2 separate regions of the Mus musculus genome follow, and region 1 is linked to region 2. The links are chromatin loops, found by intact Hi-C in ENCODE. Cell type or tissue: gastrocnemius. All regions are shown on one strand. Links, peaks and the distances in the headings refer to the core of each region. The heading gives the core; the rest is flanking DNA.

Evidence for each region. Peaks named below come from ENCODE experiments on the same cell type or tissue, not always from the same donor. Only the 100,000 strongest peaks of a DNase experiment are listed, where the experiment ranks them.
Region 1: it touches region 2 in a loop (3-fold over the local background); 28 of 42 quality-filtered maps call a loop at or near these places.

Annotation. Positions count from the first base shown.
Region 1 is chr10:83,198,600-83,206,932 of GRCm38, reverse strand. No RefSeq gene overlaps it. Among named protein-coding and RNA genes, the nearest start is that of Slc41a2, 140 kb to the left of the region's middle. In gastrocnemius, for the core only: no CTCF peak of the experiment used is centred there; a DNase peak (open chromatin) is centred at 3,417.
Region 2 is chr10:82,906,108-82,914,440 of GRCm38, reverse strand. No RefSeq gene overlaps it. Among named protein-coding and RNA genes, the nearest start is that of Gm33781, 24 kb to the left of the region's middle. In gastrocnemius, for the core only: CTCF peaks have their summits at 4,008 (motif pointing left) and 4,975 (motif pointing left); DNase peaks (open chromatin) are centred at 4,015 and 4,945.

The sequences.
Region 1 (8,333 bases), core at 37-8,036, 290 kb before region 2:
GCCGATACAGAGAGAAATCGAGCCACAGCTGTGGTAAAAACTGAGTTGAGATGGTGATAAACAGAGGCATCAATGTAAGAGGGGGAGGGGAGGGAAGGGTGGAGTCCTGTGCATAAAAACACTGAGAACACAATCTGGGGCTGGTGAGGTGGTTCAGTGGATCGCGCGCTTGCCACAAACAGGAGGATCTGAGTTCTGATCCCAGCATCTAAGGAACAAGCCAGATGTGGTGGCAGTGAGGTGCCTATAATCTTCTATCTGGAGAGACAGAGCCAGGAGGATCCTGAGTGCTCACCAGCCAGCTCTAGCTTGCGTTCTGAATTGGTCAGTTCCCTGCATACAACACCCATCCAAGAACAAAATCTAGTCATTATGGCCAAAAGAAACACACTCATAAATGAAAGTTATTCAAGATGTAGTATCTTACAGTCCTACAAAATGTCACGAGGTTACACACATTGTAACACTGTAATTCTGTTTGATCTGTCATCCAAGCTCAGGAATACTTTGTACACAAGGAAATTCAGACACCCATTATCCAGAGAGAAGATGCACAATTTTCCTATGAACAGAAGAAGGAAAAATAAATTGAACCATTTTCTAGGTGCTGTTACTCACGGTTCCAGCTAAAGGAAAGAAATTAAAGCAGATAAGCCTGGAGCCAGCAACCAGCAGAGATATGTACCCCTGTTCCCAGGCAACAGGAGCATGCGGAGCTTTCTGGAGACAATAAAGAAACATGGCAGCAGGAGCCACAGAATGGCTCAGTCTCATCCTTTGCCCTGGCACCTGGATCTGACGGAGACTGACTTTCAATGGAAATAAAAGGAGCTTTAAAAAAAAAAGTAACATTCATATTGACATATATTTCCTAAATGAGAGAAATCACTAGAAGAAAACAATAGAAAATTGGTTACAAGTTTTATTTTTTTTGTACATTTAAAAAAAATGTTGTGTTAGTTGTGTTATAAATGTTAGTTTGACAGTGCATGTGCAGAGGTCAGAAGACAACTTGCAAGAGTCACTTGCCTTCCATCATGTGGGTCCTGGGATCAAGCTTAGGTCCTCAGGCTTGGTTCTGGCATCTTATTCTCTGAGCCATCTTGCAGAATCTCCCTCCACATTTTTTAAGATTAGAAAAGTGTCACTAAGTTTGCAGTGTCACAGTGAGTTACCCATCCATTGCACACAGGTCTGATGTGCGCTCCACCACAAATAGTCAGATTTCTGCAACTGACCATGACAATGAGTCAGGACCAGAATCAACCTGACACAATTAAAATCAAAACAAGGGGCTGAGGAGTTGGCTCAGCAAAGCACTTGTTGGGCAAGTATGAAGACCCGAGTTTGGGTCCTCAGCACCCACATAAAAAGCTGGGTGTGGCAATGCACAGCTGCCATTTCAGTGCTATGGAGGCAGAGAGGAGAATCCTGGAGCTCATACCCAGCCAGTCCAGCCAATCAGTGAGCTCCAAGTACATGAACCCTTTTTACAAAAAATAAGGCAAAGAGCAGTTGAGAAAGATATTCATATTGTGGACATCTGGCCTCTGCACATACATGCATGCACATGTGCATGTAAATGCACATACATATGCACATACATTCATGCACATATGCACATATATGCATGCACATATGCACTTACATGTATATATGTGTGCACATACAAAACCTAGGAAATACAATAGACAGCTATTTTTAGGCACTTGGACCCCAAGACCCATTGGATCCCCAAGGAAAGGCAGCAAAGGTGTCAGGTCCAATATTGCTGAGACTTTTTTAATACATGGAATCTCTTGTATCTCAGGCTGACCTTGAACTCACTGTGTAGCTGAGGATGACCCTGGACTTCTGATGGCAGGAGTGCCATTACCTCCTGAGTGCTGGGATAAGTAGGTGTGTGCTACGACACCTGTTTTATGAGTTGCTGGGGATGGAACCCAAGACGTGATGTACACTAGGCAAGCACTCTACCAATTGAGCTACATTCTCATCCCCGTTGTGAAGATTTTCTGTCTGGAGAGAATTAATACCCAGCCTGGGATCACAGACAGGGAATGCCTGCAATCCTGTTAATAATTGAGGAGCAAGTTCTGGAAGACCAAGCAGGCTAGAGCTGGGTGCAGATCTGGTAGAGAGCACCACAGAAGAATAAATGTGCATGCTGAGTAAAATCCCAAAGTCCGGCTAAGAGTGGATTTAAGAACCAAGCCTCTCAAAGGTTCCAACACTGCCCAGTAGCATCATGGGCTGGAGACCACACCTTTGACACAGAGGCTTCTGAGGGATCTAGGTCTACCCAAACTGTAGCGGGACACAACCCCAACTAAAACAGCAGCTGAGTAATTCAGTTTCATTCAAATAAAAGATGTTTGCTTTCTATTGCTGTAATAAACACCATGGCCCAATGCAATATGGGAAGGGGCTTATGTGGGCCATCATTTGGGAAGAGGTTTCAGCAAGAACTCAGGCAGGAATCTGGAGGCAGGAACTGAAGCAGAAATCCTTGGTTACTGGCTTGTTTCATCTACCTTTCTTATAAAGCACAGACCCATTGCCTAGGGATCGCAACACCCTTAGTGGGCTGGACCCTCCTGCATCAGTTATGTTAAGAAAATGCCTGACAAACATGGTCACAGATCAGCCTGATCCGAGCAGTTCTTCAGTTGAGGACCTACCTGCCTTCCCAGGTGATTGGTTTGTGTCAACTTGACAGCTACATATTGAGTTCAAGGCTAGTTTGGACTATATAGAAAGACTTTGTCTCAAAACGAAAAGCACACAACCAAACCAACCAACCACAACAGCAAAAGGACAAGCCTTTAAACATGAAAACAGGCAAAGACCTTGAATAGCTACTTCTTTGAAGGAGATATAGAACTGTGTATGTATATTACCATAAAGCAATGCAAATTGTCTCAATATGTAATTCGGATATACACTGTGAGATTCAGAAATGAATCACAAAATGATTCTGAGTTCAATATTCATTGGAATACTTTAAAATGGATTTAAGGGGACATATTTTTAGGGAGCTTAAATTGATTTGGGTGGGTGATGGATAAAGATGACTTTGGTAACATGATCCTGGGTTTTCAATCATCTCCTGGCAATAAGAGAAGGCAGACGCATTGTATCTCATGAGGCTTCTTTTCAGATTTACATTGCTTCTAGGCAGAAGTGCTGGTGGTCTGTCTCTGCTGATACTTTTGGGGGCCAGCTGTGTTTCACTGAGTAGAGGGAGGTCTCTTTGCTATGGCTGGTGCAGAGGTGGGAACCTGGCTTGTTCTGGACCCAGCGGGGCCTGAGGAGCAGGAACTGGCAACGCGCTTATTGTCAGCATGGGATTCTCCAGGTTGTTTCTGTCAGCCAGGGCTCACTCACAGATCTTTCCAGAATCTGCTGGCTTCCTTCCATTCCTTGACCTTACCGCTGGCATCTGCTGTACCTGGTCACCCAGAGGAGATTGAGGGCCCCTCTAGCTTTGGGTTGGATGCCCTAGGCCCCCGTGAGGCTGTGGTGCAGGGCGGACCTTCCGGCGCCCATCCTCCTCACCGGAAGTGACTGGTCCCTGGGCTTCTCTGGCCCTCACCCGTGTGCTTCGGGCAGAAAGCTTCATCATTGCTGTGACTGGAGGCCAGGGCTCTTCCTAGAGCAGGGCTATGCTCCGTGAGCTTCTTGAATCTCCTGTGGCAAGGGCAGATGAAGGGATGAGCTGTGACCTGGCCTTTGGGGGGGGGGCACAGTTTCTCTGTCTATAAAATCAAGGGGATACAACATTTGGCACAGATGCCATTTAGAAGGGACACATTCTCAGTGTAAACTGCATGTGTGTCCACCCCCAACCCCTGCTTCCTGGCAGAGAGCGAGGGTGCTCTCCCCTGGTAAAACATGTGAATATTTCAGCAAGAAATGCTCAGATTTTCACAGAAAGTGGGACAAGCACAGACTATAATTAGCCTCATGTTAGCTAAGGTCAGGGTTTGCTGCCAAGCGAGCTTACCTCAAACCTGTCTTTAAAAAAATCTTTTAAGGATTTTCTCCCTTTAATATTCAAGGGTTTTTATGAGTTTCAAAGCTGCAGATGAGGGATGTGGTATTATTCGGCTGAAGCCTTGGGCGCTGTGCAGTGCGATCTCTAGGAGCCCCGCATTTAGGGCCCATTGCTTGGCAGGCAGAGTACGAAAAGGGGACCCTGCTTTTCAGGGTAAACGTCAGCCCTACCCTGAGCTGGATTTTTATGCAGTGTACAACCTGTGCAGTTAGATTCGTTGCTCCGGACCCTGCACATCCCCAGGTTTCTGAAGCATAGGCAACAGTGCGAGGTGTCCTTCTCCATTAAAGTCAGAGCTTTACCTCCGATCCGTACTCCCAGCCAGCAAATGGGAATGTGTCCATATCGTCCCATGGAACTTAAAACACTGCGGGGCTGGATAGTGTCCGAAACAGTAAACGTTAGCACCCACGGCCCACAGAGCATCCTTTGTGAGGTCCGAGAACCTCTCCTTTATGGCCCCAAATGCTGGTCTTCACTCATCAAGTTCCATAGCCCACATCCCTCAGCTGGTTCCTGCTTGTAATTCCCATCCACAGGCACTACCTTTCCAGGTGGTCACATGGCAACTCTCCCTGCCCCTCCTTCTTCTCAGATCCTGAGAACCAGGGGGTTCCATCTACTTGTGTTCTTGATTACTGTAGGAACTCAGGCCCCCCAGCCTGGTTGTTCCTGACCCTGGGTGCCAGGCAGTTATTTGCTGTGGGGATTGGTCTGTAGGGGTCCCAGATCCCGTTTGGTTGAGGATCATTCCTCCAATCACTTTACCTTCCCTCCACCCCTTGGGCCAGTCTTTCCTAAGCAGAATTTAGTATTTTGTCTGTGTATAAATCAGCAATCCTTTAATATAGACCCACATGGGTCAGGACAACTCTGAATGCAGCTTAATGCAGAATCAGAAACTTACCTAAAACATTACCAGTTTTTTGCCATGTGTGTGTGTGTGTGTATGTGTGTGTGTGTGTGATCTGATTGTGTGGCTTACTGTGTGAACTTCGTACATGAGAACATTATGTCTGAATATCAAAAGGTTGGGGGTGTGTGTGCTAGTATCTGGGAAGATGTCTGCATTCGTCCTTGATGAAGAGTCTAAGTCTTTCATGCTCTCTGCCCCTGGCAATGGGTCTGACCTTGGTGGATGCCCTGCCTTTGAGTGAGTGAACAATTCTCTCTGCACAGATGCCAGCTCCTGGAAATGGTGGTGGAGGGAAGCTGGGGACGTCCCAGACTCTCTGCTGCTCACAGATCTGCCCGAGGACAGGGGTGTACAATGGCTTGGGTCTACCCACAGGGAGCTCCACCCAGAGCGAGCTCTGTTCATGGAGACCGTGGGCAACTAAGGCTAAGCGTGTCTAAGACATTCCCACTGCCCACTGGCCTTTTTCTCACCTTGGTTTTGGAAGGCCACTCATCCTATGGCGCTGTCCCCACAGTGCTCACAGTGTGACTTTCCTGTGGGACAGGTGACTTGGACATGGTGTCTTCCCCCTGAGCTGCTGCCCTGAATATTTTGCAGGTGCTGCTGGCCAATAGCACAAGATACTTATAGCTCACCCTGCCATTTAACAGTCCCTGGGACATGCCCCACCCCCACCCCCACCCCATGACTTCCACTTTGTCATTGGCTTTATATAAGTCTAGCCCTTCTGAATACTTGGTCTACATCTGGTAATGACCAGTCCGATAGTTTTTGAAGGCTGGGCCTTTGTTTGGAAGATGGCCCAGCTTTCTGTGTCTGTTTTAGCCTGAATGTTGTCCTTTTTCTGCCGGTTCTCTTATGTTATCCCATGTTGACGATGTCTGTCAACTTGCTGGCCAGCTTCTGTCCCCATAGCTCAGGTTCGACTATTCCTGTTTCTTCCCGGATCTCCTCCTCCCCTCCCCCTCTTCCTCCTCTTCTTCCTCTTCTTCCCGCTCTCCCCTCCTCCTCTTCTTCCTCTTTCTCCTTCTCCCTCCTCCTCCTCCTCTTCTCCTTCTTCCTCTTCCTCCTCCTTCTAAATCTCAGCTCACTAAAGACACATAATACCTGTGAACTCTGGGGTCACCAGATCTGGGGTCAATCCCCTCTCTTTTGCTGTTGGGATGAGTGGGTTGTAGCAGTTGTTAACTATCCTAATCTGAATTCTTATCTGAAGAAAGCGCCCATGCCTTCGCCTTACTTGTTTCTATGGAAAGCACGGATCACCCTGCACGATTTATACTAAATTATGCACTAATGCATAAAGGTTGCTTCCCTCTTGGCCAGCTTTTCTTATGAAAACACATAGCTTGCTGCCTGGCATGATGGTTCAGTGAGCCAGGGGGCTTGCGGCCAATCCTAATGAGTTCCATCTCCAGAACTCACATGGTAGAATGAGAACCCACTCCCTCCACTTGTGCTCTGACATCCACACACAAACCGTCACACACGTAAATACAGAAAATTTAATAACAAAGGAGAAAATACATAATTTGGGGGTTGGGATCTCAGTGAGGGAAGTACGAGCCAGGCGGCGAGCCTGGCAGCCTGAGTCTGGATCCCCATGTCTCTGGTAGCTGGAGTCCTGTCCAAGTGTTTCCAGATTCTTGGCCTCTAATGCAAAGAATTGAAAATAAGGGATGGATTCGCATAGACTTGCAGAGAAGCAAGATAGCTTTATTCAGAGTGTAGATTATAGAGGGATGTCCTGTTAAAATTGACAGCAGGCCACCTGAGTGACAGAACTCAAACTCTGTTACTCTCTGGGGCTAAGGAGAGGGGCTGGTTACTAAGGGGGTTAATTTGGGCGGTTCTTTATTCTGATTGACAGGTTAGGTCATATATTCATTTTCCCCACTACACATGCCCCTTCCCATAATGCATTCTATCTTATGCACACCCAAGTATGCATAGGCATAAGATGCTAAGTAGGGGCTTCTCCCTAAAAGGTTTGAGGATACATTTCTGCTTTACTGTGCATGTAACCCAAACCAGTTCAGACCAGATCATCCCTTCTGTTCTTTGTATATAGATACACTGGGAATACACTTGAATAGAAAGTGACTAAATTTGCTTGTTACCTGGAGTGGCAAAAATCTGTGCTACTGTTCAGGGCTGTGAGCGCCTGGAACCTGATGCGAGGGGGGTGAGGAGGGTCTCCTGAGGTTGCTAGGTGCATTTTGGAGAGGAGTTAGTATATATAGCATATGCAAGTGAACTAGGTTGCAGTGTGTGTGTGTGTGTGTGTGTGTGTGTGTGTGTGTGTGTGTGTGTGTGCACGAGCACGTGCATGTGCATGCATAACCCAAAACCAAATGGGATTCCAAGCTAAACTCTCCTATACTTACGTCACCATTCAATTGTTGGCAGAGACTCACAGAGCCACTCATGAGCCTGGAATTCCCGAGCAGCCACGGTAAGATGGCAGGCAGAGACCCGAGGCTCTAAGAGCACATGTGACAGCTAGCATGGTGTGTGCACCAGTGAACAAAGAGAGACTCTTTCCAAGACAAGGTTGATGGCAAGGGTGACTCCTGAGGCAGACCTCGGACCTCCACATGTGCTCTGTGATACACGTGTGTCCAAATCCACCCACACACTTATATCCAAACACAACATGCACGCATGCGCGCGCGCGCGCGCGCGCACACACACACACACACACACTCACAGAGACAGACAGACAGACAGACATAATTTGGAAAAAGCCACATTGAAAGCAAACATTTTAAGATCCCTTGAGGCATTTGGGACGAGGGCAGAGTGGCTCTTCAGGGACCTTAAGGTCCACACCCAGAGCCCATTCTGGCATTGGACAGTTTGTTCTTTCTGTCTTCAGCTTGGTTCCAGGCAGTGGCTGTTTCTGACTTAACCCAAAAGGTAAAGGGCCTGACTAGGCCCGGCTCCTTCATGCCAATGGGAAAGATCCTGAGCCTTTGTCTTTTCTCCACCATGATGTACTATCACCTTAAAAATATTGCGGAAGAGCTGTGGGTGTGGCCTGGCCGCAGAGCACTTGGCCAGCATGCGCCTCATCCCTGGGTTCAATTCTAAATTTAGCCGTGGACTGTATGCCTGGTAGTTCCAGGAACTGGGCAAGAGGAGGTAGAAGGATCAGGAGCATAAGGTTATCTTCTGATACATAGCAAGCTCAAGCCCTGGGCTCCAGGAGAAAACAAACAAGAAGGAGGAGGAGGAGGAGGAGGAGGAGGAGGAGGAACAGCAGCAGTTCATTAATGCGGAGGTTATTTTTTATTTCCATATTTTGAATGAAGATGCTCCTTGTCTCCCTGGCACACCATACAGGAAGTATATACT
Region 2 (8,333 bases), core at 24-8,023:
TGATTGCTGTGCCATTTTTAAGTACAGCAGTAGCAGCAGGTTGCTTCTCCTTGGGACACCCACAGTCACAAAAGCTTCGTCAAAACTTTTCCAAGTTCCTTCCTGTTTTTAAGAGCAGATAGATTCAGTTGATAATCTGGGGCAGCTGTCCCTCATGCAGTGACTCTCAGTCCAAGCTGTTTGAATCCATTCCATGAGAAACTTGCCACAATGTTTCTGCTCACTGTCATTGGTCAGAACCAGTCACCACTCATGGGCTCCCACCCAGGGAGGAGGGAAGAAATGGGAATGGCTGAGCCCCGGTCATGTCTACCATACTATACTCGTGAGCGGTTCATTCCTTCAGTAAGTACATTCTAGGCTCAAAGTCAACACTTCTGACTCTTACAAAGGCTAAATGGCTGACAAACCGCAGAAAGATTTGTCCATATTCAGCAAACAGGAAGTCTGGAACCAATACAGGCAGATTTGCTGCCTATTTTTTGGTTCCTTGGTAGCGCCTCTGGCGGTGTCTTCAGAGAGGAGGAGGTGAGGCTCTCTCTGAGTCACTTCTTGAGGTCACTTAGGGAGCTGCACTGTGCTGTGACAGGCAGAGCAGCTTAAGAGAGGGAGGATTTCTTTGGGGCCCCTGTTTAGGAAGGTGCATCAAGGCAGGGAAGACCACCATGGCAGCAGGGACACAGCGGGGACTCTTCACATCTCAGTGTTTCAGGAAGTGAGTGGGAGGTGGAGGGATGCTCATCCAGGACTGGGAAGTGAAAAGGGGTAGGGGTGGGGGTTGGGGGAGAGAGTGGGGTGGGATGGGGGAGGAGGGTGGGATGGTGGGGGAATGCTAGTCCAAGGCTGGCTGCCTCCTCTTTCTCTCTTCTTTCAACCTTGGATTCCAGTCCTTGGATGGTGCCTCCCACACTGAGGGTCAATCTTCTCTCCTCCATATAATCTCTCCCTCACACACAGCCGAAGGCTTGCCCCACTCAGGAGCTGATAATCAGAACTAACTGTCACACCATCTATAAAGCTCTCTGTGGCCTTAGTTAAGCTCAATTATCTCCCCCAAAGCCGCACCTCCTATCATAACCTTGGGGGTCAAGATTTCAACATCTGAACTGGACGGGAAAGGAAGACACAGACATTCTGACAACAGATCTAAAGGCAACCGTGCAGAACACCATATCTAGCTAGATGTAGTGCCACAGGCCTGTAATCCCAACACTCAGGCACTGGAGGCAATAAACATCATGAGTTCAAGGCCAGCTCCCGGGACAGATGTCGCCGTCGCCGAACAAGCAAATCCAAAATAAAACCAATCAATCTCAAAGCATTCTTGAGGTGTCTATTAACAAAGCAGATTGTGGCCTCTAGTCTCTCCCAGCATTCTCTCCAGTACCAGTTATATCGTCCTGGCTCCTCTCAGCACCTACCTGTCACCCCTGCCCCTACCCTACCCTCTCCAGCCCTGAGAGTCCCTTCTCTTACCCTAGCTTCTCTTTCTTATATAACTCAGTCACTGTGGGTACCCGGTGCTTGCTTGGTTCTGCTCTTGACTCGGCTCTGGAACCTATCTTTGTCCCTTTGCCTTCTCTCCTCTTCCCTCTCTCTTCCCTCTCTCCTCTACCTCCCTCCCTCTCTCACTCCCCCTTCTTGTGCGTGGCCCGGTCTGTTCTGGCCATGTTCAGTCTAGACTCTTCCAGTTGCCTCTGGCTGTGCTCTCTCTCATATCTACAATAAAACCCGTCTCCCCAACCACTCCTCGGAGGGATTCTGTCCTCATTTTCATTCAAAGGCCAACTGAAGCCCCCCAGAGAGGGGCACATTCCTGCCTGAAACATGAATATGTTGCCTTGTGCAATAAAAGGTAACGAACATGCAGACATTACTAACTCAGGAATACAGAGATGGACAATCACTCTAGATTGCCCAGATGAGCTCACGTTAATAATGAGGATCCAGGTGGCTGGAGAGAGGACAACAGAGCAAGAGGTTGGAGTGACACACAGAAGAGGGTCACACAGTGAGAGAAGCCATGGTGTCTAGAAGCCCGGTGAGGCAAGCAGGCGGATGCAGCTCTGCTTACAGCCTCTACAACGGTTAAGAGAATAAACTTGACCTCTGTAAGCCACTGATTGGGTAGTGACTCGTCATGGCAGCCATGGGAAGGACATTTCTACTTCCCAGGACACATGCGGTGGCTTACTGGCTCCTCACTTGGACCCATGCAAAGTGGGATGAGAAGCTGACACTGTGACCTCGTTCTGTGTGTGCACCCTGGACCTTGACAGCGTAAGATACCTGGATACAGCCACTGCAAAAACACTTGGATGTGGCTTTCCTGGGAAACCCGCACTCACCCTTACCTGTGTCTCGTGCTGTCTCCGAGTGCCTCTCTTTCTAGTAACCCCTGTGCCCAAGCCTCTGTTGAAATCTCTCCGTAATAAAAGCATTTCCTACGGGCTCATCCTGAGAGCCTTCTCTGCCGTACAGGCAGGAATCCCACCTTCCCCTCAGTAGAGGTCCCTGCAGAGAACTCCTTGCCATTGCACAGTTAGAGATGCGTCTGCCATATTAACACTGTCGAAATGATGTTGGTTAAATCTCAAAGGGTTGCTGAAGTACTCTTCCCTTCTTTTATTATTTATTAATTTATAGACAGGGTCCCGGGTAGCCCAGGCTGGCCTCTAACTCCGTTTATAGCTGAGGATGACCTTGAACCTTGAACCTTCTGCCTCTCCCTACCAAATGTTGTAATTACAGTTGGGCCTGTAATAATACCTGGTTTTATGTCGTGCTGGGGCTCCAACTGAGAGCTTCTAGCATTTGGTAAGTACCAGACCAATTGAGCTACATATCTAGCCTTCCTTCCTCTTTCCCTTCCTCCCTCTAAGCCTCCACGTCATAGAATGGTTCCTGAGGCATACTGAGTAGGATCACAGAGAGTACCTGAGGCACACAGAGTAGGACCACAAAGAGTACCTGAGACACACTGAGTAGGACTACAGAGAGTAATACATAAGGCACACTGAGTAGTCACAAGGGTTGCTCATATAAGCTAAGACATGCTTTTGCTGTAGATGAAGTTACAGCCACATTTGTAAAAATCTTAGGCTGACAGACAGAGAGGAGAAAGGTGGATCGATACAGCCCGTAAGCACGTTCACCGCTGTTCTCACATTCTTGTTTGAGACTGTGAAGTGCATGTTGGGTATAGACCATGCCACAGCCAGTGCTGTTAACTAGGATGGAATCCATCCCTCACAGCTAGCTGGTGGGAGCTCAGACTCCCAAGTGAGGAGACCCGTTCTCTTCCCACATCCCCTTAACTTGCCCTTGTGTCTTGTTTCCATCGTCCTTTTGGATCACCTTGGAATCTAGGAACAACATGATAAAAGTCTTTGTGACAGAGACTGAGGTCACACCCGAGCAGGACAGACCACGAGAGAAATGAGCGTCACCCATGGTGCGAAGGTTTAATCCTAGAGCAGACATTCTCCAGGAAGCAGAGTCGTTCCCTTCCGTGATCACTAACCATTTTATCTGATGTTCCTGTAGGACCTGAGCCTAGAAGGGCATAGGCAGGAGCACACCCCAGCCCCCAAGTCCCAACTCCTCCTCAAAATTAGATCTAATGTTCATGTCAGTTCCCTGAGGATCTGTAGTCCCTGGACTCTGTCTGCCCCTCTCCCCAGGGTGACTGGTGAATATCTCCCCCTCTCTATCCCCCTCCCCCTCCCCTTTCCTTTCCCCCTCTCCTTCTGCCTTCTCCCCCCTCTCTCTGCCTTTCATTACCACTTCTTTCTTTAATTCATTTGTCAGGACAGTTGGGGAAGCTTTTGTGCTACAATCGTGCTACACTGGGAGGTCAAATGATGTAAATGAATAGGAGTGGTCATGCCATCAAAAACACCCACCAAATGCTTAGCTTTTCTCCTGCTTCCCTGGGCAGGAACCCCACAACCCTATGGAGGAGGCTAGCCTTACCTTCATCTTTCAGGTGGACAGAAGGGATAGCTCCCCCTGCTGGCAGGGCAGTAAATAGTCCAGGAGGGATGTGAGCTCAAGCCAGCATCTGGCAGAGATACCATGTATATCTTGCCCAAGGCACACAGCAGAAACCGACTGGGGAAGTTGAGGCAGTCAGCGAGGGTCCCAATTAAGCTTTCCCTCCGTGGCTGAGCTTGTCAGAGCTAAACTTCTGGTTTCTCTTTCCCACTGCAGGCACTTTTATTAGAGATTAAATATTAGTGATGTCTCTTGGAAATGGTTTGCCTTTTAGCTGCTTATTTTTTTGGTAAAGATGTATTTGTTATTTTTATGTTTATGAATGTTTTGCCTGCATGAATGTATGTGTATGTGTGCTTGATGCCTTCAAAGGCCAGAAGAGGGCAATCCTCTGGAACTGGAATTATGAGCTGCCATGTGGGTGCAGGAACTGAACACAGCCAATGCTCTCAACTGGTGAGCATCTCTCCAGCCCCACCTTCTAGCTGCTTTTAAGGATGATCTTTTTACTGTTGAGCTATTTTGATATTCTCTTCCCTCTTGTTGCAGAGTTGGGGGAGGGGGCAGAGCAGCTAATCCCTAGCTAGCTAGGGGGCCTTGGAGGACACTTCGAGACAAACATGCTTGGGTCTGAAATGGAGGCTGAGGAGCAATTCAACTTCCAAAGTTCAAGCAGTGCGTGACAGTTTACCAATATGAGGTTATGTCATAGGCTGCTGCCGCCACCTGACCCAGGTTCAGTGTGGGGACTCCTGTCTGAGCAGCGTTTTTCTGCGCTGCAGCCGGCACCACCTCTCCAGTTTCCTCACTTTAGCTGCAGGAGTCGAGTGTAAGCTCAGAGCTCTAGGGGGTCCTTGCGCATCTCCAAAGCACATCTCACAGAAAGAACAAAATGCCCCACAGACCTTTCTGGCTCAACAGAAGTGTTCCGAACCACAGGTGGCAAGTGTATGTTCAGAGTGCCACCTAGTGGTGATACCCAGAATTCCGGGCTGTTTTGGTTGGTTTGTTTTTTGTTTTGTTTTGTTTTGTTTTGAAGACAGGGTTTCTCTGTGTAGCCCTGGCTGTCCTGGAACTCACTATGTAGACCAGGCTGGCTTAAAACTAAGAGATCCACCTGCCTCTGCTTCCCAAGTGCTGGGATTAAAGGCGTGTGCCACCACCGCTCAGCTAGAGTTCTGGTTTTTGACATAAACCTGGTCTGGAGAAAGAGGCTCCCACTGACTCTCCCTCTGATGGTTCTCTAAGAGGAAGGTGTTAAGTGGAAAGTCACAAGCCCTACCTGGTCCCAGGACACTTCAGCGATCTCCAAGGCTTGACAGTTCTGTGAACTGCCCTCCCCCACCCCCACCCCCACCCCCGCCCCGGCCTCTAGTTTCTTCCTGGATGCTCAGAATGGTTTCTGTTTGAGGTCCAGACTGACCCAGTCTGTGGGGCATCCCCTGGAGAGGGTGGCCAGGCTCCAGGGAAATCAGCATTTGCTTCCCGTGAGAGGAAGAAAGGAGAGCGAAGTTAAAACGATCTCTGAAAACATACGATCGATAATTTAAAATACACCAAATTCTTGAAGAATACAATTCATCCCATATGGGCTATGAATTTAAATATAGCCACAACTGTTAAGGAAATTGAGTTTATAATTTAAAAACTCACAGGAATGAAGTCTCCACTTGCAGATGGCGTCACTGGAGAATTTACCAAATGTTGAAAGAGGAGTCTGCACAACCTCTCACACACTCTCCTTCCGAAAATAGAAGAGGGGGAGACACTTCTAGTTCATTTTATAAAACTAGCATGCCTGTGATGGTAAAGCGGGAGACAGTGCAAAGATCCACAGCTACAGCACCCTGAGCCCGGGCTCAACAGACTTTGAAAGCTAATTAGGGTGGGGCGGACACAAATATCCTTTATAAAGTGTTCAGAAATATGAAGAAAAGTTACACCTCACTGCCAATGGGGTTTGTTCCAGGGATGCCAGGGGTGGTGGTTTTAATAAGAATGGTCCTCGTGGGTCTTGTTGAAGTAGGTGTGGCCTTACTGGAGGAAGTGATTCTCAGCAGATGCCATGTTTGCAGATAGCAGGCTGGCAATGCTGTCTTCAAACTCACCACAGCAAAAGAAACTCTCAATATAACAATCAGGTCTGGGAAGGACACAGCATGTAAGGATGCACAGTCACCAACTGCAATTGTGTATGCAAGCAAGGAGCACACACTGAGTCCCAAGTTAAGTACAGTGGTGCCTGCAATTGCACAGCAAAATTAAGCACTTAAGTTATCAACCTACCAACGTACAGTTTGAGAGTTTTCTTATCCCGGACTGGCCTCAGTCCTCCCCGTTCTCTTATGTAGCACAAAAAGGCCTTGAACTTGTGATCCTCCAGTTGCTGCCTCCTGAGTGCCAAGACCAAGCCAGTTTACACAGTGCAGGGGATCAAACCCAGGGGTCCGTGCATCCCAGGCAAGCAACCAAGTTCCATCCCTAGCCCATATATGGGTCTTTCGTGTTGCCAACTATAAAATATTTATGAAAGGAATTCAAGAAGCTATAAATACATAAAGAGACACCTCATACTCATGATTGGCAGGTTCATCGTCGTAAAAATGTTGATTCTTTGTTAAGCTGCCAGCAAGAAGTGTTTGGCGGTGAATAAGACTATTCTAAACTTTATATGGAAAGGAACGGAAGCCAGAATAACTCAGACAACTTTGAAAAGAACAAAGCCAGAGAACTCTGTTTCCCTATTTCAAGAGTCATTACAAAGCCCAAGTGGTCGAATGTGTGCGAGGCTGGCAAAGCAAGAGACTTAGAGATCAATGGGATGGGAGCTTGAACCCAAAAGGGGACCCACAAATACACTCAGCAGGGTGTTTGTTTGCTTGAGTCAGGGTCTCATATGCAGCCCTGGCTGGCCTGGAACTCACTGTGTAGACAAGGCAGACCTCCAAATCACAGAGATCTACCCCCCACCCACCCTACACTGGGATTAAAGGCCTATGCTTCCATGCTCGCAGCTAAGTTCTGAGAGGCACAGAAGCCATTCGATGGAGGAAAGAAGACCTTTCTGCCCTGGCACAGCTGGAGATCTTGGTCTCCGTCTCTTGCTCTCCCCATCTCTCTTTCTCTCTCCTCTCAGAGCCTGGTCTGTTCTATTGGCCATATTCAGTCTGGACTCTTGCAGATGCCTCTGACTATACTCTCCTTCATATCTGCAATAAAATCCTTCTCGTCAACCACACCTAGGAGTGGTCATGTCCTCACTTTCATTCAATTAGGAAAATTAAGTTGTGTGTGTGTGTGTGTGTGTGTGTGTGTGTGTCTGAGAGAGAGAGAGAGAGAGAGAGAGAGAGAGAGAGAGAGAGAGAGAACCTAGGACTGCACACATGCAAGGCAACCACTTTCCAGCTGTAATACACCCTTTTAGCTTTTCCCCTTCAGCCACTGAGTTAACAAACCGGTTGTTTTTTGCCAGGACACAAGGGCATTCTTGGAATTTGGGACTTTCTGTGCTAAAGCCAGGCATGGTTCCCTCTACCAGAGGCATCTCATCTCTGTGTCATTACTGCTTCCTCTCTGGTTTCCCTGTTAGGTGATAACCTGGAGGGCACAACCCTGTCTTGCATTACAGCCTTAACATCCACCTCGATGTGTTAGATGCTCAATACGTATCTAGAGCTAGAAGAAACGAAGGAAGACAGGGAGGAGATATAGCCAAGTCAAGTGGCTGTCACCCGGTCTTCAGGATTTCCAAACAACTCCCTCATCCTGACTTTCAGAAAGACCCTACGCAGAGTAGAGCTCCTCGCCCTGGCTGCCTGCAGATAGGCACACGGCCTGGGACGACTTTCCAATCAGTCATGCTTTTGTCTGTAGAGTTTCTCACGGCACACCATGGGCTGGCCCTGTGCATGACTGTCCTGCACACGGAACATGATAGAAGGTGTGTGAGTCCAGGTGTGAGAAGAATGGGCTCTGGGCACAGTCGGCCTAAAGTCAAATCCCAGCTCTGTGGGTTACCTGCTGTGGGTAAAGCTTGGACAAGCTATTTTGACATCTTCTATCTCAGTTTGTTTACAGGAGCAGGGTCAGTGATGTGGCTCAGCAGGTAAAGGCGCCTGCCACAAAGCCGGATGACCCGAGTTCAATCCCCGGGACTCACATGGTGGAAGGAGAGAATCAGCTCTTGCAATGTCCTCTGACATCCATGCATGCACTGTGATATGCTTGCACACGTGCCCAGCACACACTTGCACACACAATCAATCAATCAATAAAATTAATTAAGAATAATACAGGATCAGGATTGGGGGGATGGCACAGTGGGTAAAGTACATTTG